Linked DNA regions of Homo sapiens: region 2 is linked to region 1. A link is a loop called in an ENCODE intact Hi-C map of the cell type or tissue named here. Cell type or tissue: A673. All regions are shown on one strand. Links, peaks and the distances in the headings refer to the core of each region. The heading gives the core; the rest is flanking DNA.

Region 1 (15,389 bases), core at 6,582-9,081:
TTTTTCTGACAGCTACAGACAGATAGAAACATCAAGCCTATTAGAGCAAGATCAGATGCCTCTGGAAGGTATATTATTCTAACAGTGTTTTTAAAGCACCTCAGCAAAGACTAAGCTGCTGTTGCTTCAAACAATCCTTATTCTCACTGTGGCTTGAAAGATTTTAATGGAAAAGGGATTTTCCCCTATTTACTCTAAAAAAAAGTCAGTAAATGGAAGTAACTAAAAAGCTTTCCAGTTTCACAACCGCCAACATATCTGGTAGAATCTTATAGAAAAATAAACATTCTGAAAATTAGGGAATAGAGACAGTCATAAACATATTTCTTCAACAGCATTCATTATTCTGATTAATATCTCTATTTACTAATTACTTTCTTTTCTTAAGACAGAAACGTGCACTTTCTTATTTTTACCACTCAGTTTTGTATCTCATAAAGCATGAAATACATTTTCAGTCAGTTAACAATGTTTACTGAGGCCACAGACACATTTGAGCAGTGAATCTAATGTGCCAATCATTATATCCAAGCAACGGCTCTCCATGACACGTTTTGCCCTGGTTGGAATAAAATCACAATAGCATGTCAAGAGGCTCCCAGATAACAATCACAGCTAAGAAACCACTTTTATAGTGACACAGGTCAGACTACAAATTGAAAACATTGCTTTTATTTTTAATGGCTCTGTAATTTTATTATTGTCTTTAATTTTTTAAGAACATATTCATAAATATGTGTTATTATTTTGAATATGCTCAAACATGGCTCATGGCAACAGGGAAATTTTTCCAGAATGGTGTTCATGCAATTGAACTACAGGTAAAGAGGTGGTAACCACTAGTTCAAGGGCCTCTCAGAAGCATCTTTCATGGATTTAACCAAGAGCACCTCTCTAATCTACTTTCCTGAATACAGTGGACTCATCACCTCATTCAATTTCATGTATTTGAAATATTCCATGTAAAGATGTCAAAACATGCCACAAACCTGAAATCATCCTCATACAAACACAACATCAGACAGAAAGTCAAGAAGAAAACCCAACAAAACCTTCACTGTTTTGTTCTAGCCATTGGAAACCCTCTTATACTATCTGTGCTGAGCAGAAATTCATGGACTTGGATAATAGATCAGTTTTTATTTATTCCAAGAGCTACTATCAATCATAAAATACCCATAATCTTAGATCAACTATTAATATAATAACTGCTTTAAACTCCCAAACTTACAGTTAACTGCTTTGCCATTTAACTTCCTTACTGAGGGTAGAAAATGCCACTAGTGTCAAAGAGTTTAAATTGTAAATTATAATTGTCTCAAGAACTAAAAATGGGCCGGGCGCGGTGGTTCACGCCTGTAATCCCAGCACTTTGGGAGGCCGAGGCGGGCGGATCACGAGGTCAGGAGATCGAGACCATCCTGGCTAAAACGGTGAAACCCCGTCTCTACTAAAAATACAAAAAATTAGCCGGGCGTAGTGGCGGGCGCCTGTAGTCCCAGCTACTTGGGAGGCTGAGGCAGGAGAATGGCGTGAACCCGGGAGGCGGAGCTTGCAGTGAGCCGAGATCGCGCCACTGCACTCCAGCCTGGGCGACAGAGCGAGACTCCGTCTCAAAAAAAAAAAAAAAAAAAAAAGAACTAAAAATGGTATTCTAAGACTTTTAAATTCATTTTCTTCTGTATGTAATTCAGAAACATACTGTCTCCAATATTTATCTCTCCCCATCTCTGCCTCCCTCCTGAAATGTTACTGGAAAATGAGATGTTTTATACCCTGGTTAATATTTTTTATTAAGTTCTAATATTAAAGGGGTGTAAATGGAGAGAGGCATTATTTACCAACTCTGAACAAACTTAACATAATTCATTTAAACTAAGAAAATAAGACCTGACTTTAAGATAGAGCAACCCAGTACCCTCAGATCTGACCAAAATTGGAAATTGAAATAGGGAAAAGGAGAAGGAAACCAGGTCATTTTCATTAGGAAAGATGTAGGGTACAAAAGAAAAAAAAGTGCCAAGCTGCCACCTCAGTTATATCTTAGGGAATATTTATTTTATTTGATATATTTATAGAGACTATTGAGGAAATGCTTCTAATCACATTCATGATGATGATTTTTAAAAAATACTCTGAGTGTTGCCTATATGACTTACAGCAGAATAGACAATATAAAGCAAGAGGTATTGGGGATAGAATTAAATAGGATTTCAAAACCTTACGTGTGGTTCTCTGAGGGCATACCTGAGGAAGCCTAGAAAACTTGCTGTTGACCTGGAAAAGAAAAGGAATTCCCTAGCTTTGTGCTACCATTACAGTCCCAAGTGTAAGATATAGAGTATTTGCTCAGCCTATTAAAGGACTACTTTTTGACTGTGCTACCTGTTAGTGATTAGGGACCATAATTTTCCCTTAGAAGCAACACAGAATCCTGATGGGAGTGTTCTAGCCTGCAGCTCCTGTAAGTGACAGTAAGAGTACCTACAAGGAGACAAAGCCCAACATAAGAGCGCCTGCCATGAAATGAGCCCACCAGGACATTCCTCAAAAGTAAACACTCAAATGAGATGAACATGCAAATTTAGACCCAGGGTCTCTGATTCAGGGTCTCTAATTTTTACTATTTGGAACCTGTCACCGAACATTGAACTCTGAGCACCTTAGCTCCCTGATGGTGGAGGCCTTATCCAGTTGACCTTGCTGCTGCTTTCTTTTTATATTTGCATGATATATATTTTAGTGTTTTTTCTCTTTTTTAAAATTCCAATAGGTTTTTGGGGAATGGGTGGCATTTGGTTACATGAATAAGTTTTTTAGTGGTGACTTCTGAGATTTTCGTGCATCCATCACCTGAGTAGTGTACTCTGTACCCAATGGTAGTCTTTTATCCTTCACCCCTCTCTCCCCTTTCCCCCAAGTCCCCAAAGTCCATTGTGTCATTCTTACGCCTTTGCATCCTCATAGCTTAGCTCGCACGTATGAGTGAGAACATATGATGTTTGGTTTTCTATTCCTGAGTTACTTCACTTAGGATAATGGTCTCCAATTCCACCCAGATTGCCGTGAATGCCATGATTTTGTTCCTTTTTATGGCTGAGTAGTATTCCATGGTGTGTGTGTATATATATATATATAATTCATATAATATACATTATATATATAATTGTAATATGTATATTATATATATATATAATTGTGATATATATATATATATATATATCACAATTTCTTTATCCACTCATTGAATGATGGGCATTTGAGTTGGTTCCATATTTTTGCAATCATGAATTGTGCTGCTATAAACATGCATGTGCAAGTATCTTTTTTGTATAATGACTTATTTTCATCTGGGTAGATACCCAGAGTTGGCATTGCTGGATCAAATGGTAGTTCTATTTTTGTTCATTAAGGAATCTCCACACTGTTTTCCATAGTGGTTGCACTAGTTTACATTCCCACCATCTGATGCCTTCTTTCTGCACTCTTACTGTTCAGTGATGATTCAGGAGTTGGCCTGAATCCTGAATACATAATTGTTCCCCGTATAGTTCTTCCCTTTTGATATTTGGGTGATCTAGCTGACTTAGGCTTCAGCTGACAGTATGAGCTTGGGTTTAAATTTTACTAACAGATATCAGCACAAGATGGATTTTACCAGAACAAGGATGGATTAATTTTACTAAACCTATTATCTGACATATCAAGGAATAGGCGTTCTGGTTATCAAATATTTTGCAAGCAGATTAGCGCTATATATGCCATGTATAGATCATCAACATTCAAATCATGCACCTAAAGTTATTTAATGATATATTATGCTCTGAGATTCTATGATTTTTATTTTCTGTCTCCTCTGAGCGGAATAGAAGCCCCTAGCCTGAGAGCAGAAGCATATATATTTGTATATATGTATAAACATACGAACATCTGACTATATCCACATACATACATATACATATACCTAACACATAGGAGATACTCTGTATATTATGAATAAATGAATAGACAATAAACAGAATTCAATCTTTTTTATTCAGAAGGTACTTTAGAATTGTGTAACTTTTTAGGATTATCATGTACTGCATGTGCACAAGTGTGCCCATTAATGAAGTCCTGATTAACAGATTGCTAGATAATGGGGTTTATTGCATTTTCAGTTTAGACAATTAAAACATTGATTGAGCATCTAATTCACACTCTACACTTAGTTGCATGAACAGGCAAATATAATGAAACATCTGACTATCTCTTACTCACTATGAGATTTCAGTCCCCACCCTGTAAAAGAGGTCAGACTAAAAACTATCCACTCCTGTCAATTCCAAATGGCTCTCTGAATGTCGTCCCCAGTACACTTATGCCACTGGCAAGGGAGATCACAAATCATGCTCTGAGGTTACAGGGGAAGAGTTGGACCCACTGAACTGCAAAACATGTGACAAGGTTTTAGATAGCAAGGACAGCCCTCCATATCAATGTCCCTATTAAATATTTTTCCTCTAAGGGAAAGAACTGTGGAAAACAGTCCTAAAAGGTACTCTGATACAACCTAACCAAGGGATCAAACGTAGCATCAACAGAGCAATATCCTCAGCATCACTTTTCACATTTTCTTGCCAAAAATGTTTGGCTTGATCTAATCAAACCTTTAGCCTAATTTCCATTTATAGGAAACCTTGGGATAGAAGTGCAAAAAAAGATACCATGAAAAAAACAATCAGACAAATCTTGAATTTGGGAGAAATTGACCTGGCCTTTTTAACAAGTCAATGCCATGATGGGGCAGGGGGAAAGTAAGAGAGAGAAGGGGGAGAGAGGGAGAGAGGAGAGAGAGAGAGAGAGACTTAGATATAACAATCAAATGTAAGACATGGCTCGTTATTGGAGCCTGGTTTGAAACAAAGCTATAAAAGGTATTTATGAGACAATTAAGGACATTTGAAATATAGACTGGGTATTAGATAATATTAGGATATTATTGTTTTATAGGTGAGATAATGGCATTAGGGTATGTAACAGGATATTCTAAGTTTTTTGAGATATATGCTGAATATTTAGGGTGATATGTTATATGTCTATCATTTACGATAAAGTAGTTCACCAAAAAAAACAAACAAAGCTGAAGCAAGTATGGCTCTACATTAACAATTTCTGAGTTCAGTGGGGGTGAATGGGTGTTCATTGTACTATACTTTTTGATTTTTCTGTCTATTTGAAATTTTTTTAAATAATAAGTTTGTTTTAATGTTCACAGGTAGCAACCACTTAGAAACTTCCTTCTCAGCACTAAGGGCTCCTAATTAAAATAAATCTTTAAAATATTTCCACAAACCATCCTCTCTCAGCAATTTGAGTAAGTCATCAGAGACAAAAGTGGTTATAATGACACACATCACAGTTAGAAATCATTTTTGTTCTGAAAACCAGTTTTCCAAACTCCCCTTTTGAAAAAGACTTTTCAGTTTACCTTTTAAAATGAAAGATCCAAAAAGTGGCTTATTTGCCTCAAGCTTGGTCCCTTTTAATTGACAGAAAATCTCTCCACATACACCTCATGCAAACCTACTTTCAATTTTCCTTCCTAAAACTAGCTTTTGTCTCTGAACTTTACAGAACGGTTGGAGCTCTTTAATACTTTCTAAGAGAAATATTTCAAACAAGTAACCTCACAATTTATTCACTACTGCCAAGAATAAAAGTAACAGGTTTCACCACCAAGGCCTTCCAAGGCTTTGCATGACTTTTAAGGCAAAGCATCACTCATTCACCTGCAGGTTGGCTCCCTTAATGCATCTGCCATTTGTTTGGCTCTGGAGGAAACTATTTGATTACACAAAATTCTTTTTAGATCAAGTTTAAAATCTTAGCCACACTGGGACCAGTGGCGAAGCCTGCAGCCTGATGGTTTAACACTTGGACATACTGAGCTAAGGACAAAGACAAGGAGCAGGTTAAAATCAGAGGCTTAAAGAACTGAAAAGAACGAGTGTAAAAGATGCAAGGCTTAGCTGGGCCTTTATAAGTGCTCTATTTGCCATGACTGCATGTAAGATGATTTATTCCTCATACTTGTTGTAAATGAGTGCAATACTTTAAGGGGCTCTGGTAAGCATTGATAAATGCAAAAGCCACTAGGACCAGTTGCATCCATTCACTGCTGTGCCACCTATGCATTTTGAAGTTGGCAAGTAACCAGACATCTTTATGTACCTCCATTTCTCATATCTTATTATAGGGCGCATCATTTTTAAAAGCACTTAAATGAAGCAGATGTTAACCCCATTCATTCCACTTTCCCAGGGAACATGTCAATGATGATTTTTAAAATGCAAAAGAAAATGTCAAAGTATTTTGTTCCCTGGTTAAGAATACATCTGTGGAAAAGAAGGGAGAAAATACATAAAACACTCTATGGTCATTCAAGAAATAATTATAAGGTATGTCAAACTACAGAAAATTGAGCAAGCACTAAATTAAACAAAAAAAAGGATGTCTTGTGTCAAAATGGCTTTTTCACTCACTCATTTCAAAAACAAGTTTTGAAAATTAAATTCCATCTACCAGCTCAGAACAGAACACATTAAGGCTTGACTGTAATGCCATTATCCATGTGGCAGCTCCCTTTCTTTTCTGAAACTGCATTAATTGACAAAGAAGCCTTAGGGCTCACCTCCCATAGTGCCTTGAAGTCCTTCTGCTCGATGCGGAGCAGTTCACTGCTCTCCCTGGTAACGATGGTTGCATGGCGGGGTGTGTTGTCCAGAATGGACTCTCCAAAGGCCGTCCCAATTCCCAGGGTACAGATGGTCACAGCATCCTGAGGATCCCAAAAAACTAGTCATTAGAAAATTAAACATCTAATGGGTAGGTGTTTTCTTTTCTTTAACTGCAGTATAATTTGTACAAGGCAAAACACCCAATTTAATTGCATAGTTCAACAAGTCTTGACAAATATATATACCGGAGTAATTACCAACCAGATCAAGACAGAACATTTCTATGAACCCCAAAAGTCCCCTCGTGCCCCTTTCCAGGCAAGACACTCAGATAACTTGTTCTGATTTCCGTCATGAAAGAATTTTGCCTGTTTTAGAACTTCATGTAAAAGAAGTCAGACGATATTCTCCGGTTTGTGCCTAGCTTCTTTTTTGCTCAACATAATGTCTGTAAGATTCATCCATGTTGTTGCATGGATCCAAAGATTCTTCCTTTTATTCATGAGTAGTTTCCCATAACATGGGTGTGCTTCAATTTGCTTATCATCCTCCTGCTGGTGGACATTTGGGTTGTTTCTACTTTGAGGATATTATGAATAAAGCTGCCAGCAGGAATCTTACCTTTTTATACAACTACTATCTGTTTTCAGAAAAGAGGAGAAATCTATCGAAGCTGAGCTCAGTTTTTTTTTTTTAAGTTAGAGAGTGCAGTTACAATATTTAAATAAGAAACTGGCACTGTCTGTCTTGACAAGATGAGGAAACTGAGGGTCAGAGTGGTGGATCTACACAGCCCCAGTTCACACAGTTGATAAGCAGTGTGGCCAGATTCTAACCAAATCTGACTATAAGTTTACAAGATTTTTGTATCATGCTGCCTCCTGCAGCCACAACAGAGTAAAAACAGCATCCGATGAAGTACGGTGTGACTAGCTTATAAAATGTCATGAATCGATGATTTAAAAGTTTCTTAAGGTGTACCAAAAAAAGTAATTTCCTCTCTGCATGCAACACTGGTGATAATGTTTGGATTTAATCCTAACTAGTTTCAAATAATGCAAATAGCCACTCAAAATCACCTGGACATTAATTTTGTAAGGCATTATAAACTAAGGGAGACACACAAGGGTAATCCTCTGAGTTAGAAAGCCCAGTTTTCCTTTCATGCATCTAATATACGATAATAGGCAAATGTTATTAAGATCAAGTTAGTGACTCTGTAATCACATTACTAAGACAAATGCCCATAAGAATCCAGTTCCTTCAACCATAGCAAATTGCTTCTGCACAGATATTACCATATAAAATTATGTTAGGGAAAATAAAATCAATATCTCAGAAAAGAATAAAAGATCAGGGAAGAAGTGAAGAAAAGCCTGCTAATAAATTTTGCAGAAAGGCAACTGCAAACAAATTCACTCAAAAATATCCCCAGAACTGAAATATCAATAGTCAATGAGTTAGGTCTCTCTGAGCAATTTTTAAATGCTAGTAAAAACACAAGATAGATTATGATAAATCACAGACTTTCACAATTCTCTGGAATAGCAGGTTCCCTGAAGTTCCCACTAGCCTATTTCATTTTTCTATCACCTGAACCCTTCGGAAAGAATTCTTTTGCCTAATTTTTACTTTCCAGCATGTCTTAAAAACCTGAAATGGACCCTAAGTAATACCACTGACATCATCCACATATTTTACATATATATGGTTATTTGCGAAGTATAATGCAAAAGAACTAGGATGCTCTCAGTTATTCCTGAGCTAGCTGTACAGTTTATGGATTAATCAGTCTTCTTTATCACCTCCCATCCCTGACACGAGTAGTTTGTCACCAAACAGTACACAAGGAAATACAGAGGCTGGGAGACACACGTGAGCCTGTCTTTCGCCAATAATCAACTCTTGTAATAAAGACACAAGATTGGATTTCTTCTTGGATTTTCCCAGGAGATTTCAACCTGACTCATGCCTTTATCACATACAACAAAATTTCATCACGGTAGTGCTGCCGACTGTACTCCTTGGTGTATTTCTGTGTCAGGACCACCTCTGTAAGGGGAAAACCATGCCAGTGAGTACCCAGCTGCAGTCATCAGCTCAAGCACCCTGGGCTTGTTTCAGGAATCAATTCTTCTACCAGAATTAAGTATGGGATCAGTCCTTTCCAGATCTTCTCTTTCACACTGCGTCCACTCAAATTTAAGGACAAGGAGTCACAAATTACAAGATATGATCTTAAAAGTAGGACTGGAAAACCTCACCTGAAAGGAGTATGGTTTGCAAGTTCAAACTTTCAGCAGATTCAGAGTATTTTTTAGGACAAATATACTTAGAAATCTGAATGAATTTGGGAGGTATGGTTGGGCATTGGGATAATTGGGCACAGAGAAATAGAAGGTGCCAAGAAGAACATTTTCACCCTGAAGACTATTCACTATCTTTACAGTCTATGGGTGCTAGCCCTTATTTACATTTAAATCACAGGCAGGGCCTTGCAATGTGCTGCGAGAGTAATTTTCAAATAAAGAAATTGACATCCAAATGTTCTCTCACTTAGCAGAACTAATATATGTTGCTCAGCACGTATGATGAAAGGTAGATTAAGAATGGACAGGATGAATATGAGTGGATGTAGAAGAAGCACTCTTAGATATCCACACTAACATCTAACCAGATCTCCATGGGTCAGGATTCCAAGTCTGAAACCCTGTAGATGGGCTTAATGCCTGCCTTCGCCTGCTGCTGAAAGTGTCTGTTTCTGGATGTAACATAACCGTTTCTTTTACGCTTATACATACTGCTCATGCCTCAATACTTATTTAATAGGGACTATTCAAAAGAGCACTTTTATTAATTTTCTGCTCATTTGCAGATTAATATTCAGCGAGGCCATCTGAAAGAAGATGTTTACAGTAACACAGAGACTGATGAAAGCAATCAGCACCTATGCAGGGAACATGAAATGGTAACAGTGAAGGAATGTCCTATTTTGTGATAAGATTGCACTTTGTTTTGAGAACTTTCAAAAGGGAAGTAAAGATTTAAAAACCCGACTTCAATATGTGATGGTGGTTTAGCAGATGCTGCTGGAGCCCTGCCAGATTCTGCACTCACCCCTGATGTCATCTGTAGCTTTCTGGATGGCTCTGTGCAGTGTGCCACCTCGAGCATCTGCACCCTTGCTCTGCCTGAGGGCAGAGTGCTAGGCAGTTAATGCCTTAAAGGGGCAACCATTGCCATGACAGTGGTAGGACATGAGAGTGGGAAGATAAACACCCCAGCTTCCTTGCCCTTCACAGTTTCTTAGCAGGCCCCCTGAAGGAGTGAGTCCAGTTGCCTACAGTGGAAATGCTCTTACTAGAACACTTTGATAGGCTTTCCTTCCTTCTTTGTCTAATTTTCCCATTCTGTTATCATATTTCCCAAGATCATCTCTAAAAAACCACTTGTAGCCAAATCCTTTTCTCCAGGTCTGCTTCTGGGGAAACCGAAAACAAGGAGGTGGGTGAGCCAAGATGGCCGTGGGTCCTAAATTGCACTGAGACCTCTGGGGAGGTACTGGACCAAACCAGCATTCCCAAAGAGACTTCTGTAATAAGGACAGAGGCCAGAGTGTCACTTACCACTTGCATCAGACACACTGTAAGGGCAGTATGTTTTGGGTGACACATGGGAAGACTTCATTCTGTTAGGAAAACATACTGGGTTACCTGAGATCAATTCTGCTAGATAACAAGGGCTGATGGGAACACACACACAAAATCGCCTCTGGCATATCACCGACACGCCATCTGGCTTTTTCCTCCAATCTGATCCAGCTATCTCATTTCTCAGTCCACTGGATCACTCCTTCTCCTCCTTCTAAAACACAGACCTCCTTACTTAATTATCCACCCATCCTTAGTCCCATTGTGCAGCAGCATGCATGTTGATCTGCATGTGTGTGAGTGGGAACTGGGCCACACACTGGCCAAGTGTCTCAATGACGATGCCTCATTTATTCCTCACAACAGGTGAATGAGATAATGTATTTAAACTGCTTTGCATAGTGCCTGACTCAAAACAAATGCTTAATAAATTGCAGACACTCTTACTAACATGATCCAGCAATATCAGTAGTACTATTGCTATTTTATAGGTTGAGCAAATCAGGCTCAAGGATATTCAGTGACTTGCCCAAGACGATGGCTAGTAAGTAGAAGAGCTGAGATCAGAAACTAGTCAGTCTAATGATCTACCCACATACTTCTTAGATTGTCCTAGTAAGTATAAGTACCTCTTAGCCAAGGTTCAGTTGGAAAATCTGTTAAGGTACCAATTTAATTTATATTGATTCTTATTTCAGTCAGCCAATCTGTGTATTTATTGAATACCAAATAAGTCAAAATCACTAGGAAAATATAAAACATTTGGCATTGCTCCTCTTCTAATCTTCCAATTCCAATATTGAGATCCACTTGATCCTCCTTAGAGGATCAAATCCATCCCAGGCAATCCTCTTATTCATTAGGGGAAATTTAAACAATCACAAACAGGTAATTAAGAATTGAATTGAATCACTCATTCCTGTTATACCAGCACTTGGTGGAGGGGAGGTGAGGGGCTTGCTTGAAGCCAGGAATTTAAGACCAGCCTGGGCAACATAGTGAGACCCCCATCTCTAAAAAATAAATTAAAAATTAGCCAGGCATATTGGTGTTTGCCTATGGTCCCAGCTACTCAAGAGGGTGAGGCAGGAGGATCCCTTAATTCCAGGAGCTCAAAGTTACAGTAGGCTATGATCCCACCATTGCACTCCAGCCTGGGAGTCACAGCAAGACTCTGTCTCTAAAAAAATAAAATAAAATCGGCATTTCTGCTTTTCCCACTCTGATCCTGTGTCCCAGTTCTAATAACTGAGTTCTGACCCTGGTTGGAGAAACTGAGTTTCTGTCTTTCAGAGTCTCTGCCTTGATAACCTGCTGGGTACCCTAATTCTTCTCAAAGTGACAGTATCCTGTCTTGACAGCCCTTCCTGGGTCCCAGTTCCTCTCTGGCAGTCCTTCTGTGGCCAGACTTCTTAGGCAGCCTGCCCACTGCCCATCTCCACCACTGGGCCTGCTTTTGACTCCCTCCCATCAGCAGGCCAAGTCTCATCATGCTACCCCTGGTTAGACCAGCCTTGGCCCCTCCCCACACTAACCTGGGGGCTGTGTCACACCACCTTCCTGCTTCCTCTGCCCCTCCTGCCCAGTGCTGCCTGAACATGCCCTCGAGATATTTCCCACCTCCATCATGGATGCCCCCCAGATTCCAGGTTCTTTTCCTTTACCCAGCCAGGCACCAGCTGAAGTTAAGTCATGAGCACTGTCTTGGCACAGTGTTTTCAGTGGGATATGCAGGGTCCAGTTAACTTCATTCATAAAAGCTGGCATTAGGTAAGTTAATAAAGATGTCGATGAAGCCGCCCATGCTGGAAGGCAGGGCATCAGGCAAAGGACTCCCACGTGGAGGCTACCCATGGTCAGAACACTCAATGCTCAGCAGGGAAAATCCCCTGGAAGCAGCAGAGTGGAAAAGCCACGGGCCTTGGTAGACTTAATTCAAAACTTATCTCTGCCAATGACTGACCTGTGGGCTTTGGGCAAAATGCTCCCCAGAGCCTCAGTATCTTCATTTGTAAAATGGGCACAATCTTACTTGTAATATCATTAGCAGTATTAAATCAAAATAAAGTAATACACAGAGTCCATTATAGTGCTGTATAGTTTCTGGCACATAACAGGTGATCCATAAATAATGGAAATTATTATTTCTGACTTAGTCACAAACATGTATGGGTTATCCATATTTCTAAAAAGCAAAGCAGTTTTTTTCTATCATTTAAATAATAGAGAATCTCTATATTCATTTTGTTAATCTTCAACTAATGATGGCTTTCAACACTTAAATTCCAAGTTTTTCTGTCCCCTAGTCTGGATGTCAAGTGGATTGAATGATCTGCAAAACACTTCAGCTCTCTGGGGGAGCTCGTATTCAAAGGAACCCTTCTGACAAACCGTGCTGTAAATCAAAGAATCCTTTTGTACTGCAACTAATCACCTCTTAATTTATCTGCTTTGTACGTCTGAGTTATGTACACTGGGTTTTCTTAAAGCAGACATTCTCATATGAGGCGTTTTATTTGTTTCATTGTAAATATAGTAAACAGTATGGAAATGGGAATGGTGTTAAGAAAGCCAATGGTTATGTGTCATATAACTAAGACTGGTATTCAAGCTAAGGCACTTGTGCCTTGCAAATAAATAATGTCTATAAGCATCAGCTGAAATCCAACTTACACAAGTTATAGGTATTCTGATGGAATTTAAAATAGCTAACAATCAATTAAACAGACATAAGAATTCTCTGTGGTAAGTACATCTAGATTTTCTAAAAATTGTACTGTAATTTCAAGGGCTATCAGATCATCTTATTATGCACATTTAACTCACTTCCATATTCATGGCTCAAGAAGAGTTCATTGTCTCATGGCAAATTTATTGTTTTGGACATATACTGAGTTAACACCAAGGGAAAAATAATTGCTCCTTTAAATGTGTGGAGACAGAAACATATTTTTTTCTTTCTTAGAGATGAGGTCTTGCTATGTTGCCCAGGCTGGACTGCAGTGGCTATTCACAGGTGTGAACATAAATTCTAACAAGGCAAATATTTTTATAAGTTTTATTTTAGGCCTACAGGCAATATTTGCCATTAAGTTTCACAGCACCTGGGATTATTTCACGAACTTGAATTTAGTGCTGGAATTTACTGGGTGCTCCAAGTCATCTTAAGTAATAAAATTAAATGGAACCCAATCTCTTAATTTGTCAAGATGTTAGATTGTATGTGCTGCAGAAGCATTTCCTGCCAAATCAAGAGGGCAAAATACTTCTCAGGCAAATGTGTTTTCTAACAAACAGCAAAGACAAGGTCTGTTACTTTTAGAACACATCCCTGGAATCAGCATGTTCAATAAAGCTTAACAAGATCAGGCAAGCCGGCCGCAGGAAGGTTTGATGAGAATGGACTAGCATTAGCATTCTGGTAACTGAATCAGGGAGGCCAGCCTCATTTCAGTGGAGAGCCAGTCTGTCCAGCATTGTGACGCAGTTTTGCATCCAACCACCCAAACAAAGAATTACACGGCAAAAAAACTAAATGCAGGATGCAGGATGCTCAATAAACTCCCAATCAGCTCCTAACAAATAGCCTGACCTGAGCATAGACAAGTAGGAGGAGATTACAAACAACTGCTGTGGACTTGGCACCTTTCACGTTTTATGGGCTCAATAAATGTGCTCAGAAAAAAAATGTTTCCAATGATGGCAGTGTTCTCTGTTTGAAAATAACGGAGTGAAATGAGTGAATAGAAGAATCAGAGAGGCAAAGAGAAAGACAGACAAAGGTAGAGAGATCCGCATTACAACGAAACACACATGTTCTTCAAATTTTGTAAACAAAAATGCAATGCTTAAAAACATTTGTTACTGTAGAAGGAAAAAAGAGAAGGCAAATAAAAGCATATTATTTTACTTTAGGGAGAAAACTAGTATGAGATTTTTTTCTGAAATTGAGCTAAAATGTGCCAGATAATTTCACAGTGATAGATGAGGGGATGAAATTAAGTGATGACCAAGGCCAAGTGTAGCCCGGATTCTCTGATCCATGAAATGGCTGAACAACATTGTTAAACTTCTACTGTTTCAAATCCCAAGTACATTTCCTGCGTTTTCTATTCTGGCACTGCCCTCTTGTGATAAAACAACAGCATTGCAGTCATTGCAACCAACTTTTCTTGAAATGGTAATTTCAAAAAGCACAGACCCTCTGCCTCTATCCCAGGCTTTGTACTAAGTGCTTTACATACATCAGCTCATTTAAGATAAGAGCTATTATCCCCAATTTACAAGTAAGCTAACTGTGCATACCCACAGCCAATTAAGTGGCAATAGAATTTCAAAGGAGCTCTGAATTTAACCACCGTGGGTTGCATTGGGTAAATACTAATGCTTTCAATAGGCATCTGTGATAGAGATGTAAAGGTTTTAAAGAATTAATAAACCATCCATTTTCTATCTTGCAATATAAACTTTATTCTGTCAGCAGCCATTTGAAATTCTTCTTTCCTATGACTGGAAAAGCCTTTTTACTTTTTGAGAGGTAAAGATTAATTTAAAATCTTATATATATCTAGGATTTTGATACTTACTATGCCAAAAAAGCCCCTCACTTAAAAAATCTGCAGAGAAAAACAGGACCTTCTCTCTCCCTTTCTCTCTGTCTCTGAAGTAAACACACACACACACACACACACACACACACACACACACACACACAGCCGGATAATATCTGATACAATGAGATTTATAATCCTATTTATTGTTTTTAAGCTTGTTATTTATTGCTTATAACTTGTCCCAATGTTCATCTCTAACCCTAAATCGATTAAAATATTACTGAGAAAAAATACACCCATAGTATTATTCATTCTAGTGGGAAGGCAAAATATCTGACTTTTAGCCCTATGTAACTTTTAAGTTACACAGGCACCAAGACAGGAGAGGATCTTGTGCAGACAAGTACAGCAGTGGGGATCTGGAGGTGGATGTGTCCTGGTTAGGCTCAGGCAAGAGACTGAAGGTG
Region 2 (15,389 bases), core at 12,890-15,389, 1.5 Mb before region 1:
CATCCTGGCTAAAGAAAAGAATGATGAACTTCGAATGGAGCAGATGGACCTAGTGTTTGCAGTGAAACACAAGTGTCTTTGACTTCAGCTTTAGTCTCCCTCCTATGCCATTTGTGGCATTCCCCTGGGACTGCCATACTATAATTGTGGAGTCAGTTGTATGCCATTTCCTCATAGCCAGAACTTTTGAGTTTATATATTATTCTTTGATAAAATACCTATTTTACAACAGGACATTCTTTTTTTACCTTTCATTGTTTTTGTTCTGTAAAAATGAATACTCTTAGTGAGTAGATTAAGCGCTTTACACACATAATTTTGTATAGCATAATTTACCTTCTAGGAATTTTTTCTTTCCTGAGACTCGATTTCATGGTATTTTTCTAGTAGAGCCTGGGTCTAATCAGAACATGGAACTGTACACAATTGGTATTTTGATACTTATCCATATCACAGCAAAGAAAAGTTTGTAAAATAAATGAATGTTGAAAGCAGTTTCTTCAGTGGACCTGCTTTTCTAAGTGGGAACATTGGTTTTCAATGCTGTGAAGGCTTGGCTGAGATGATCTAGAAAGGAGCCCTCACAAATCTGCATTTTAGAACAAATGCCTTCTTTCTGAATTCTCTAGTATTATTCTACCATGACAAATTTAAGAATAAGCCAAACAATTTTTAAGATCCAACTCCAGCTATAATTGAAATTATTAAGGCACCATACATAAAAGTAGTTATTTTACATTTGAACATATTTGTGTAATCTATTTTATCAACGTATCTGTAATCATCTATTTTATCAACCAAATTTTGAGTTCTCAAAAGATCTGGAGTCATTTCTGTCAGTGTAACTCTACGTAGCCTCTGTCATAATAATGTGAAAGTAGAAAGATACTTGCTAAATATATCTTGATTAAACCTGACTTGTTTCATCTCCTAAACCTAGAACTTTAAACTCAGAACTTTGGTTGATAGGAGAAGGTTTAAGTATAAAAAAAATGTGAATAAGACTGCATTGTGAAAAGTATTACTACTAAGAGCATTTTTTTGTATTATGAAAAGTACCGTAAGATAGTCATGGAATTTGGATAGTGGCCGGGTGCAGTGGCTTACAACTGTAATCCCAGTACTTTGGGAGACCTAGGCAGGTGTATTATTTGAGCTGAGGCATTCAAGACCAGCCTGGGCAACATGGCAAAACCCTGTCTCTACCAAAAAAAAAAATATATATATATATAATATATATACATATGTAAAATATATATTATATAATATATATTATATTATATATAATATATGTATTATATAATATATAAAATATATAATATATATTATATAATATATAAAAATATATAATATATATTATATAATATATAAAATATATAATATAATATATATTATATGATATATATAATATATAATATAATATATAAAATATATATAATATAATATATATTATATAATATATAAAATATATTATATGATATATATAATATAATTTATATAATATAATATATATTATATATATTTTATATATTATATTATATAATATATTATATATATCATATAATATATATTATATATAATATATAAAATATATATGTACATATATAAGTAATATATGTACATATATAATATATCTTATAAAAAGACAATTTCTTATATAAGAAAGTTGAATAGGTACTGGTAAAAATAATAGTTGTTACTCTTTATTAAGTACTATTTGTCGAGCACTTCACTAAGCACTCTATTTACAGTCATACATTGTGAAAGTGTGCTAAATTTATATACTACACAGAGTTTTCAGTTGGGATTTTTGAAAAATATAAATGCTAGAAGAGTAATGATTGTTTAATAGTCTGTATAATCTCTGTAACACTGGGGAAATACATCATTTTCTTGACATAGTTGGAAGTACTGTAAAGAAGGCATGCTTTCTATAACATCTTATTAAAATTACCCATCTTGTGATGAAAACTGATGAAATTAGTATAACCTCTCATCATGATGGCCAAGCTTTGTGACCCTTTATTGGAGTGGTTTTTATTCTAATTATTAACAAGTTTGGTGTCTGAATTCATTCGATATCTAATAAAATTGTTGACAAGGAAATGTAGTTTTGACACTTCAGAAGAGACATTTTCTACTTTATAAAATTAAGTTCCTACATGTGAAATTTGAGAAGCCACCAAAGTAAACATTCTATTATTCATTTAAAGCTCTTAATTGAGCCGGGCGCGGTGGCTCACGGCTGTAATCCCAGCACTTTAGGAGGCTGAGGCTGGCAGATCACGAGGTCAGGAGTTTGAGACCAGCCTGACCAACATGGTGAAACCCCGTTTCTACTACAAATACGAAAATTAGCCAGGCATGGTGGCAGTTGCCTGTAATCCCAGCTACTCCAGAGGCTGAGGCAGGAGAATTGCTTTAACCCAGGTGGCGGAGGTTGCAGTGAGCCGAGATCGTGCCACTGCACTCCAGCCTGGGCAACAGAGCAAGACTCCATCTCACACACACACACACAAAAAGCTCTTAATTGTATGAGCACCTCTATGCCATTTAGAGGCAACCAGTATTAATATTTAAAATTCAATTTTATTTAAGATTGTATTATCAATGTTAACAACCAGACTGAATAATTAAAGGGCCATTAAAGTAATACATAGGAATTAAACATTTTGTATAGAAGAAAAAAATTAAAAACCCTCTTGGTTTAAAATGAAATATTAATATAAGACAGGTGTTTTTGTTTGTTTTTAACTAAATAAGGCTTTTTTTCCTAAAACTATGACATCATTAATAACTTCCCCCATACTCCAATAATAGACAGTTTTTCCCCATCATCTCCCTAGTACCTAGGGCAAACTTACAGTTGTTCTTCGCAATATGAATGGAATGGTAAAGCCTGGAAAGTCCAGTAAAATATATTATCTTATAACTGAGTTTTTCTCACCAAATTTTTAACCACATCTGCTATTGACAGGTAAACAAATTTGAACTGATTGCCTTTTGCTTTCCATGATAATATGCAGGTGAGTGCGCAAATAAGTGGTAAAAGACCAACAAAGCAGTAAAAAGAAATAGACAAAGTATTCAACCAGCAAACTAAAGAACTCATTTCTGAATATTTTTCTATCCCCCTACCCTCCCGTATGAACTCCTTTTTGGCAGTAACTGTCTCATTCTTCCCTAAGTGACAGACACATCAGCTGGAGTACGTCATTTAAGCCAGTGTAGGTGATTTAGGCTGGCAACTTTAAATAGCTGCCATGAAATGTTGTCATTAGTTTGCTATCTGCAGGGAAAACAAAATGAAACAGGAATATACAAAATGAGATAAGAGTCTCTCTTACCTTACATAAACCTTATGTTTGAGGGCAGGGGGCAAACCTTTAAAAAAAAATTATTTATTTATTTAGAGACATGGTTTTGCCATGTTGGCCAAGTTGGCCTCCTGGGCTCAAGTGATCCTCCCGCCTCTGCCTCTCAAAATGCTGGGATTACACGCATGAGTCACCACTCCCAGCTGAAAATTTTTAAAATTTATTGTTAGTTCATATTTGGGAAACAAAAAGCTCACTTTTCAGTCTGAGATTTTGCAAAAGTGGAAGTGTAGTGTAAAAAAATATAAAACATACATACCAATAGCCAGCCTAAAACTGCTTGTTAGCAACCCAAGCTAGTAATTAAAAATTTTGAAATCTGGGAATAAAAGCAAGATTAATTAAAGTACTTGGTGGTTACCCATAGGTGTGTGTGTGTGTGTATGTGTGTGTGTGTGTGTGTGTGATTAGCAACCACTTGGCAATGTATTCAGTATTGTTATTTGACAAATAAGGATGAGGAATTTTGAATTGGAAATAAGGATGATAAATTCCTCATGTACCTTTAAAAATACATCTTTTAAATGAACTCTTACTGAGAGAATAACTACTAAAAGTTTAATTGTAGTTTTTTATTATAATATTTTGCTTTGATTTTATACTAAAAACTGCCAACCAGATAACATCTAAATGTATCTTTTTCAATATGACAAAGTTACATAAGAAGACTCCCCTTGCACGTAAAGAAAAATGCAATTATTTTCTATTCTGAATCTCCAGACTGCTGTTTTAGAAAATCATATCTGATTATTTGCTCAGCAGAAGATTATTGAGTTGATTTAGCTGTGATTTTACTTAACAAAGCTTCAACTGCATTCCTACTGTGGAGTCCGAAAAAGGTAGAGAGATATAAATGATACATTCAAACTGTGATTTTTGTGAACAGGGCCATCGATGCACCCCTCGGAGCTAATAGCGGAGATGAGAAACAGTGGGTTTGCACTGAAACGAAATGTACTGGGGAGAAACTTGACCGCAAATGATCCATCACAGGTAATGATCTTTTTATCAGTAAGCTGAAAATGTCTATAAATCTAAATGTGATTGCTTGTGAATTGCTACTTAATGTTTTCCAATATGCATATATCCATAGGAAAGTAAGATAGAGCAAAGAAAATGCCCAAAATGTGTTTTGATTTTGCTTTATTATTTTAATCTAAATGAGAAATTGTTTATAAACCTGTATTTTAATAAATGAAACTGCTCCTCTGAGTTTATGTGGATAAAATATCTAACTGAACTGGTGATGAGGTTGTTGGTTTTTCCTTCCTGCTAACTTACCCCTGATATGACATTAAATAGAACCAATGGTTAGAAGTATGTAAAAACTCCTAAAAATTGTAGAAAATATTTTAAACTTATTTATTTTATTAAACTATACATAGATCCAGAAAATGATTGAGTTTGAAGGGCTATATTATTATATATTTGATAATGTGCTGTTGAAATTATAATAAAAGCTAAAATTGTGGATATTTTGACATTCCTGTAAAACTCATAATCTTCTTTTTTATATTTCATTAAATTAAAAATAAAGTATTTAAACTGGCAAGAGTTAACATTCAAGAGATAGAGAATGGAAGTCATGCTCTAAACATTTTATCTGTGTGTGTCTATCATCCTTTTCCTGGAAAAGTTTCCTAATGCTGGCAAAGCAGTCATGTTAACCTCTTAGTGCTGTATGATCCACTTCGGCAGGGAGACTACAAAAAAATTTTTTAATTCTCTCCCACTTCCCAATCCAAAATATCATATTCATCTACAGTGTGTCCCTGATACAAAACTTATTTATAAATGTTTTCTTTTTTATCTACTAACTACCTTGTGTTGAAATCTAGCAATTTAATGATATCTTTGTTGACTCAGGAGTATGTTGCAAGTGAGGGTGAAGAAGATCCAGAAGTTGAATTTTTAAAGTCACTAACAACCAAACAAAAACAGAAACTTCTCAGGTAATTTAGAAGTATATATTTAATAGATTTATTTTTTCCTTAGTATTCATCTCAGTATCGTATTCAACTCTGATCCTAAGAGCTCATGAAGGTCCTTATACCATGCATCACATTTATTGATTATTCTTCACCCATAGCTAATACAATTTTGTCTGTCTTTTCAGTAACATGGAAATGAGTGTAAGATTGTATACTCAGATTGTACCACAAAACGATTGCACTTTTCAGAATGTTTAATTTAGAATTAGACTTATTTATAGCTTTTACTTTTCAAAATAGATTTGTGTGTATCTTCGCACACAATTTGTTCTTAGGAAACATTTTTGGCCATTTTTAAAATGTTTTGTAAAATTTTATGAGAATGCAGAAAGAATGCTTAAATTTAAGGTAAACGTGAATTTTGTTAAACAGACTACCTCTGAATTAAAAGAATCCAAGAAATGTCTGCTGGGTCCAATAGAGGGAGCTCATGATGCTTTCAGTATGTAGAGTTTTGAGAATGGCTAGACAGAACCTAGAGACTTATTTTCAGAGTAACTCAAACATACCATATAAACAAGTTACTCCTCCAAGAATGTGAAGTACTCTAGAAATTCAGAATGTTTTAATAGGATTGTCCTATTTATAAAACTAAACAATTGTTGAAAACAAGTATTAACTATATTATTTTATAAAACCAATATTTCAGAAGTTTAATGTGTACTCTTACTCAGAATTTCTGGAGAATATTCTCTTGAATTTTGATAACGTTGATTAATATTTATATACTATAAAATAGTACATAAAATTAATTTTTCATCTGATTATAGCTATATATTTGCTTTTTTAGTAGTTCCAACTGATGTTACACACCTTTCACAGGCTTTCTTTAGGATGACCCTTTAGAGTGCTATATAATTTCAACTCAGTAAGAATTTAACAAAAAAGTAGTCATTACTATTGAAGTATAGTCAGAAAATTGGCTTGATGCATTTAATTTTTTAATTTAATGTATTCACGCTTTGAATAATTTTAAAGGAAGAAAATGAGTTGTCATTTAGTAAACAATGCGTTCATATATGGATACCAGTTCTTTTTTTTTTTTTTTTTTTTTTTAAGACAGAGTCTCACTCTTTTGCCCAAGCTGGAGTGCAGTGGCATGATTTTGACTCACTGCAACCTCCGCCTCCCGGGTTCAAGCGATTCTTCTGCCTCAGCCTCCTGAGTAGCTGGGATTACAGGCAGGTGCCACCATGCCCAGCTAATTTTTGTATTTTTACTAGAGATGGGGTTTCACCATGTTGGTCAGGCTGGTCTCGAACTCCTGACCTTGTGATCCGCCCGCCGTGGCCTCCCAAAGTGCTGGGATTACAGGTATGAGCCAGCGCGCTCTGCCATGGATACTATTTTTAATAACTTCTAAGAAAATATATTGTTTGTTCATAACTTACAGTTGATGAAATAACTGTTTTTCACACAGTCTGTTACTGTTTATTTCCCAATTACAGGAAATTAGATCGACTGGAGAAGAAAAAAAAGAAAAAAGATAGAAAAAAGAAAAAGTTTCAGAAGAGCAGAAGTAAACACAAAAAACATAAGTCCTCTTCTTCCTCATCTTCCTCCTCCTCCTCCTCTTCCTCTACTGAGACTTCAGAAAGCAGTAGTGAGAGTGAGAGTAACAATAAAGAAAAAAAAATACAAAGGAAGAAAAGAAAGAAAAACAAGTGTTCAGGGCATAACAACAGTGATTCTGAAGAGAAGGACAAGTCTAAGAAGAGAAAGCTTCATGAAGAACTTTCTAGCAGTCACCATAACCGGGAAAAAGCCAAGGAAAAGCCCAGGTTCTTAAAACACGAGAGTTCTAGGGAGGACAGCAAATGGAGCCATTCTGATTCTGACAAAAAGTCCAGAACCCATAAACATAGCCCAGAGAAGAGAGGCTCTGAAAGAAAGGAGGGGAGCAGCAGAAGCCACGGCAGGGAGGAAAGGAGCCGGAGAAGCCGGAGCAGAAGTCCTGGTAGTTACAAGCAAAGGGAGACAAGGAAACGGGCACAGCGAAATCCTGGTGAAGAGCAAAGCAGAAGAAATGACAGCAGAAGCCATGGCACAGACTTGTATAGAGGAGAAAAAATGTACAGAGAGCACCCAGGAGGTACACATACTAAAGTGACACAAAGAGAATGAAGCAGAAGTAGAGAAGAAAGACTGTATGTGACAATTACCTGGGAATAAAAATATCTCCACTTTTTTATTGAATACCTTTAGCAAGGGGTAAATTATGTACTGTTGTCTTTCTAATAAAAAAGCTCAATTTTAATTTTTCATCTCTAGACTGTCAATTCAAGTACAAAACTACATGAGTACTATAAGAATGAATTTTGCAAATATTTGTAAGTAAGCTATTTTGGGGCTGTGGAAATATTTTCTGTTGGTAACTGTTTCTTGTTCCCCATACCAGATAAAAACCGCATATAACTCTGTGACATTTTCTTTGTTCTGAAACATCATTAAAAGAATGACAGTACATTGAATGGGTATAATTTACTTTTTTCAATTCAAATTTGTTATTCTAGGATTTGAATTTGCTTGAAGTGAATTGTAATAATTATTCAAATTCATTAGTATAAATTAAGGATTAATAAATCTTTAAGACTTTTAAGCCCCCTTTAGGTGTTTTGTTCTATAGAATAAGCTGTTTACATTTGGATAATATTAGTTTTCTGTGCAGGTATACAAATTACCTCAAACTTAAAACAGTCCAACGGGGCCAGGCACGGTGGCTTTACGCCTGTAATCACAGCACTTTGGGAGGCCCAGGCGGGCGGATCACCTGAGGTCAGGAGTTTCGAGACCAGCCTAGCCAACATGGTGAAACCCCGTGTCTACTAAAAATACAAAAAATTAGCTGGGCATGGTGGCATGCAGTGTAGTTCTAGCTATTCGGGAGGCTGAGGCAGGAGAAACGCTTGAACCTGGGAGGTGGAGGTTGCAGTGAGCCAAGATTACGCCACTGCACTCCAGCATGGGCGACAGAGTGAGACTCCGTCTCAAAAAAAAAAAAAAAAAAAAAAGCCAGGCATGGTGGTGCGCACCTGTAGTCCCAGCTACTCAGGAGGCTGAGGTGGGAGAATTGCTTGAACCCAGGAGCGGAGGTTGCAGTGAGCCAAGATCACGCCACTGCACTCCAGCCTGGGTGACAGAGCAAGACTCCATCTCAAAACAAAACAAAACAAAAAACAGTCCAGCTGTATTAACAGTTCTAGAAGTCAGAAGTTTGACATGGGCTAAAGTCAAGATGTCAATAGAATTGTGTTTCTTCTAGAGGCTCAAGGGGAAAATATGTTTGCTTGCCTGTTCCAGCTTCTAGATGCTGCCTGCATTTCTTGGCTCCTGGCCCCCCCTCCTCTGTTTTCAAAGCTAAGAGAGAGGAGTCAAGTCCTTCTCAAATCTAATCATTCTGACACTTTGCCATTCTGCATCCCTCTTCCAATTTTAAGGACCTTGTGATTACATCAGGCCCACCTGAAGAATCATGCAATAATCTCCCAATTTTAATATCAATGTTAATTCTATCTGCAACTTTAATTCCCCTTTTCTTTGTAATGTAACATATTCACAGGTTCCAGGGGTTAGGATGTGTACATCTATGAGGGACTATTATTCTGCCTTCCACAATTGGCCCTTCTATTACTGGCATACAACTATTAAAGATTTTACTTCATACCTGGTTGATCGTACCAGTGGTCCGTGGCGGGGGGCAGGGGGTAGATTTTCAAATGAAACAATGCAAACTGTTTTGATATTTCACCAGTATAGGTATATAAGGCATATTTAAATTTAGCTGCAAATTTTCCCTTGTGTTTCAAAGGATATGGTAAAGGAAAACTACAGAAAGAACTGGTACAAATCACAAGTAACATGCAGTTCCAAAAAACATAACTTCACATCTTGGACACAAGTTTTTTTATCAGTGTTCTATATTTTTTAACCATCTGCTATTTAATACAAAACAAATACTGATTAGATGGTTTTGATAGTTGGCAGTCACAATTTCATAAATTCTGTAGGAGTAACATTTGAAAGAAGTAAAACCACTCCACATCATCTGATTATGTCTTTGACTTGTCTGTGCACACACACAAAACAAGTGTCCTCTAAGAAAAACTTAAGTGAAGAGGTAAACAACCCTTGATTATTTAGATTTTTAAGACGCAGGGTGGGGGTGGGGCGGGGAGGAACTTGAATTCCTTCCACAGTATTGTTAAATAACTTACAGCGCACCTCAAAGATCCCTTCTTCACTTAAAAAAAAGCATGCATTTGAAATTGGTAAACACTGCTAATTTACACCTTGAGTTCATCAGTGTTGCAGTGATTATTTTCTACCTTATGCCTTTTTAGACTTTATAATTTTTATAATGTCAAAACCTATGCAATACTTACTACCTTAAAGGGTTTCTGAAGCAATACAGTGTTCATGAAGAGAAATGCTGAAATGCATCCTAAAATTAAAAATGAATTTAAAACGTTATTTCTTACACTTTTTTCATTTGACTCACAAACCGTGGTCCACTTTTTTAATGCAGATGAGATCTTGCTATGTTGCTCAGGCTGGTCTTGAACTCCTGAATTCAAGCAATCTGCCTGCCTCAACCTCCCAAAGTGCTGGGATTATAGGCGTGAACCACCATGCCTGGCCAATGTGGTCCACTTTTTATAAAGTGGCCATGAGATTTTTTTTAGTCTCTGATTTAATTATCCTTATTGTTAGGATTGAGAAACTATAAAGTACTGCCAAAATCTCCAATATTTTTAACCATCTAATTCTGAGAAAAAATTTCCATGTAGTTATGGAAGATGTTCATTTTGTTTGGCTTTCAGCCTTGGTCACCCAAGGGTGCTCAAAAGCCCTAACGAACTACCATTCTAACTGTAAACTTAAAAACGGAAGAGAGGCATTTTCACACAAAATCATACCATGATAACAAATAGCTTTAAAGAGGCTCAGTTAATGTGTTCCACATACCCTAATGATGGAAAATAATTTTTTAAAATAAAAATATTGGACATGTAATTCTACTTTTGTTTTGAAATATAAGGTAGAGACCAAGGAGATGAACCTCATAAGATGAACCTCATAATAAAAGGGATGTCTAGTACGTGTAGAGATTCCTCTACGTACCTAAAGCCTAAGAAGAATCCTCCACGTTTAATAAATCTACGACTTAAGAACCCAAACAAAAGTCCTCAACGGGGATATTTTTTAGAAAACCAGCCTGGTGAAATTTGTCATTCTTACCCTTAATAGAGAAGTTCCTTTAAAATCTTGGCACACTTACAAGTTTCTTATTTATCCATGAGCCTGGAACTGCACGAGGCATAGGACACATTTTGGAGGCATTTCTCCCTCTGCCTTCGCAGGGACTTTTCCCCTAACCTAACATTTAACATAACACTAACAAATTAATTCCTGTAGGAGGTGCTGTCGATTTATAAATAATCAGGAAATACCAAGTTGCTAGGTTAGAACTTGTTTATCTGAACGTCTCTGTGGTAAATTAGTCATAATTTATTTTAATAAAGGCCAAAATGGGCAGAGGTTTCTGCAGCATAGTGGCAGGTCTGCTTACCTTGCATTGTGAAGCGGAGATCTTGTTTTGAACCATAGGGCTGTAATCTTAAGAAAGCTTTTCATCTGAAAGGCTTGAAGAGACCTTTCTTGCTGTTCTTCCATGAGACTGCTTGCTGATAGTGAATCAAATCATTCCACGCTGCTGGGAGCAGGCGTTTCCCAGTTTTAATCACTGAACATTTCGTATGCTTTGGCATTGAAGCTCAGAGTTCAAAATCCACCTGAGCCATTTCACTCTTCTCCTTACCTAATGACCACTGGGCCAAGACGCTGGTGGAGGTAGCTCTGGAGGGCCGCAACTCCACACTCCGGACGTAAGACCAGGAAGAAAGTAGCATTTTTAGCTTCAGCAGCTGAAGGATATTTAAAAATCTTATTTAGGTTTTCTGAAAAAGAAAAGCTCTGCTATAGTTATCATTTCTTGAAAAGAGATAAAAGCATGCAATACCTGCAGGCCTTGGGAGCATTCTCTGATCAAAAAGGAGAAAGACCTTTAAAAAGTTGTGAGGAACAAGTCAGACCGGGGAAACTAAGGTTTGGGAAAGCGGGGGCCTCTGAAAGCTCTCCTACCTGATCGAGGCTCCTAAAACCCGGTTCCTGCTAATGGAAAAGGAAGAGGTAACTCCACAGCACCTTCCCCTTTCTCCTCCCTTCACGCCACACTTATCACCCCCAGAATGCCCAGAATGTAGCAGTAATGACGAAGATGTGCGGGACGAACGCGGAGAGCTGCCTGGAATGAAAAGAAACGCACCCTCCGGCCCGAGCTGCCCCGGAGCCGCCTTTCTCCAGTCCCTTGGGCTTGAAGGGCTTCGCGAGGGGGTGGACAGAAGTGGAGGTCCGAGGGCTCCTGGGTTGACAGAGCAGGGCTTCCCAGGAGGACGTCGCCCTAAACCTAAAGGAAGCCGGAATGGGGGTGGAGTAGGGTGATGGGATGAATCCTGGCTGAGGTCGCCCCTTCCCATCCTGAGGCGACGCCCCCCTGCGTGCTCTGGTGGTTTCCTTCTGGATGCACCGTCTGGCAACCTTGCGAAAACACCCCAAACCGAAATGGGGAGGCCGAGAAGGGGGGAGCGCACACCCTTCCTAGCAGATGCGCCTCCCGCGCCAGGAGGCCGCCCAACACCCGACCCACAAGGTGCGGCGGGGAAGGGTCGGGGCCTGCCCTCTGCGCGGCTCCCTCGCCCCCGTTGGCCCAAGCCACCCCCCAGAAGCAATTCTCAGGCCTTTTCGCTGGGGGCCCGCCCGCCGAGGGCCCTGCTAGTCCCCGCCTAAGCTTGCCGGGCCTCGGGCGCAGTCCCCCGCGCGGGCCGGACTCGCCTTCAGCAGTTAGGAAAGCGAGCGAATTTTTCTGGTCGCTCGGGCTCCACAGGTGAAGAGGGCGCTTTATGAAGCTCCTGGGACAAACATGAAGATATCAACTTTCGTCAGCAATCTGCAAGCAGAATGCGGACTGGGGCAGACACCCTGCCACTTTGCATTTCCTTTATAGATAAATGAATCACCCAGAAATGGTTACATGCCTGCAAAACAATGCAAAACCCCCAGTATGAAATTCTACAGGAAGAGAGTATAAGGGTCTTGGAAAATCTGGAACTCTTAGGGGCTGTGGTTTTCCGGGTCCTCGACAGCCGGCCCTGGAGGGACGTGTCCCCACGGACATTCTGAAACCCTTTCCTTAACTGGAGATGCAAACACACAGTCTATATTTACATCAACAATATATGGGGGAGGCATGTCTGTATGTATTTACCTCATACATATTTCTATACACTCCAGCGTCTGGGAAGGGTGGGGGGTAAATAACACTGAACGGTTAAAATTATGGAGAAGCGATAATAACTGATTACTAATTTGAAAGTAAACAAACAGGTGACTTTTTCAGATCAAATTCCTCCTTGTATCGTTACAATAAATATCTCTGAAGGAAGCTCTCTATTTATGTTGTCATTGATTAATTCTTCACTACCTCATTTGATTTCGATTTAGAACGATTTGATTCTAATTTAATTAGCATGTAATTTGGATGTACATAATTACTGTAATTATGACATTCAGGTAAGGCAGCTTTAGGCTGAAAGGCAATTTCAAATTTTCTAGCAACCTACTTTGTACTGGGAAATGGACAAGGACTTTGCGCCCTGCTATCCAAGTAGTAATTAGCACATCTTTGAAATAGGCAGTGCGGCGGGGTTTGTATTAAAACAGCAAATACAAACCCAGCCGAGTTACCCGCCGCAAAGGTGGCTGCGAGTCCCCGGAAACGCACTGCTTCTCCCCGGCGCGAGTTCAGGGAGCCCGGCACCCAGGCGCCTTGGCCGGGCTCTCGCGGCTGCGGGTGACGGCGCCTCCGCCGCCTCGGGCGCAGGGTTTGAAGGTGTCGCTTTTTAAATTAAAATACAATAAATACGCGCTGGGGGTGGGGGGCACAAAAATGGAGGAGGAGGAAGTCACTCCACGCAGTATGAAGACGGGCTGGGGTCGGGGAGATAGTGGACTGGAAGAGGAGGGAAAGGGGCGGCAGGGGGAGGACGATACGCTGAGAGGAGAGAAAATCGGCCAACGCCCCCAACTGTTACCCGATTTCAGATTTGGGTTTCAAAGGGAAAAGGAGAGGACAAAAGGGGTCGGTTTGCTCCAGGAGGGTGTGCGCACCCTTTGGGGAGGCCTCGAGCGGGGAATTTGGGGGCTTCTCGCCGCCCTCGGGGGCCCTGCGCGACCGGCCCGGCTCCTGCCTGCCCAGCCGCCCCCCGCGCCCCACTCGGGCTGGGGTGTCCGCCGGAGGACGAAGGCAATGCAGAAGGCTGCTCCGGCCCGCCTCGGGTTGGGGCTGCGAAAGCGGCGGGTCCCTTGCCTCCCTGATTGCCCACGAGGGGGTAGGGGGGTGGGATGGTTTGGTGGCCTGTTTGAATCGGCCTGGTTCCAGCCGGGCCCCGGGTAGTCCACGCGGGCCTCGCGGGCCGGGAGCCACGGATGCAGAGTCAGAGGGGTCTGCGTCCACAGCTGGATCCCCACATCCTGGGGTCCACGTCGCCGCCGACAACGCTTCAGCCCTCTCAACTCTTAAGTTGGAAGACCCTGAAGTTGCCTTGAAAAGGATGTTAAATGGACAATTCTAAGACCAGGGCCAACCGGTCGTTATTTTGTTTTGTTTGGATTTTCAGTTAGCACGTTCCAGAAACGACCCTTTTGCCCAAAAGCCACTGCCATGTAGTGCTCCCCACCCCCAATAGCAGGGCTCGTTCCCCGCTGGAACGCAAACTGTCGCGTTTCTTCGCAGGATCCTCTTGGTTGCTGCTGCTCGCGGCAAAAGCCGGTCTCCACGCGCTGACAGCCGCGAGCCGGGCAGGCGACGGCCTTTCCGCCTCGGAGCTCTAGGTGGCGCCAGCGAGCCGCACTAGCTAAGCTCCTCTTATGGGAATCAAGAGCTACTGTCAAACATAAAAGCAAATCAGAGTTTTCAGTTTTTTTAATGTGTTAAGAATGTTATTCCTTAAGAAAATTTGTAGCTAAATTATTCTCACTTAAAATAAACACTTAGTATACCAATTACACAAATGGGCGGGATTTATGTGAGATTTACTTCATCTGCATTTTTGTAGTGGAAGAGAGCCTTAGTGAATACAGATAATAGATGCAAATAAGATTAGAGTTAAAATAAATAAAGTTTCCATCCGAATAAAAAGAAATTCAATTTTACACGACTTGTAACGATTTGACGGAAAGTCCAGACGCACCATTCAGGTGCACAATCTAATCTAGTCAAAATAATGTTGTTTCCCTCCTCGAGGAAAGAAAATCTCTTTCTTTTCTTTTTCTTTTTCCTCATCAGGTAGAATCCAATTCATTCCAAGGGCAGAAAACTGGTGTCAGAAAAGGAAACGCTGGAGGATGGTGCGGATCGTGGCTGGGTGGGCGCAGGGCCGAGGAAAACTTGCTTTTCGTTCCTCTGTTGCGCTGGAAGCTATGGGACAGGAAATGCCAGGGAAACCGGGGGACTCGAAATCGCACTGCCCTTACCGGGCCCGGGCGAGACTCTGGGCCCCCAGGCCGCGTCCCCCGCCCCCACCGACCTCCAGGCCGCTACCCGCCTCTGAGCTTGGGCCCCTGACCACCGCCTCCAGCTCCTTCTGGCCCCTGAGCCGGAAAGGCACAGGCCTCTGGGGCCCCGAGGTGGCCCTGGGGAGGCGAGGCCCCACCGCAATTGGGGACCGAACTCGTGTTGTAACTGGCGGGATCTCGCCTCCCACGCGCGCTGTCTCCAATTTGGTCATCACCGGCCGGCCGGTCGCCACCCGCTCAGGTCAAGGTTCCCCGCGCCCCCAGGGGCGCCTAGGGCTTGGGGGAGGCCGGGCAGGGGGCCTAGGCCCTGTTTTCGCCTGTTGGCTTCGGCCGGGGCCCCGGGGCCCCGCTGCCTCTGGGCTCAGGTTCCGCGGACTGCTGTCTCCCG

The links. Hi-C counts contacts between places; a loop is a spot of excess contacts. Peaks named below come from ENCODE experiments on the same cell type or tissue, not always from the same donor. Only the 100,000 strongest peaks of a DNase experiment are listed, where the experiment ranks them.
Region 2: a loop joins it to region 1, with 3 times the contacts of the local background. A loop is called at or near these places in 9 of 110 quality-filtered maps.

What each region holds. Positions count from the first base shown.
Region 1 is chr2:172,805,710-172,821,098 of GRCh38, reverse strand. RAPGEF4 (Rap guanine nucleotide exchange factor 4) reads right to left here. Exons shown (of 31, transcript NM_007023.4): 4 at 6,674-6,820. Among named protein-coding and RNA genes, the nearest start is that of RAPGEF4-AS1, 77 kb to the right of the region's middle. In A673, for the core only: a CTCF peak has its summit at 7,617; no DNase peak of the experiment used is centred there; H3K27me3 peaks cover 761 bases.
Region 2 is chr2:174,340,600-174,355,988 of GRCh38, reverse strand. It overlaps CIRSR (corepressor of RBPJ and splicing regulator), which reads left to right. Exons shown (of 10, transcript NM_004882.4): 8 at 4,264-4,370; 9 at 5,244-5,329; 10 at 6,817-7,967. The coding sequence ends at 7,492. Among named protein-coding and RNA genes, the nearest start is that of SP9, 13 kb to the right of the region's middle. RefSeq lists a silencer at 14,114-14,408. In A673, for the core only: CTCF peaks have their summits at 14,124 and 14,324 (motif pointing right); a DNase peak (open chromatin) is centred at 14,298; H3K4me3 peaks cover 1,226 bases; H3K27me3 peaks cover 2,300 bases.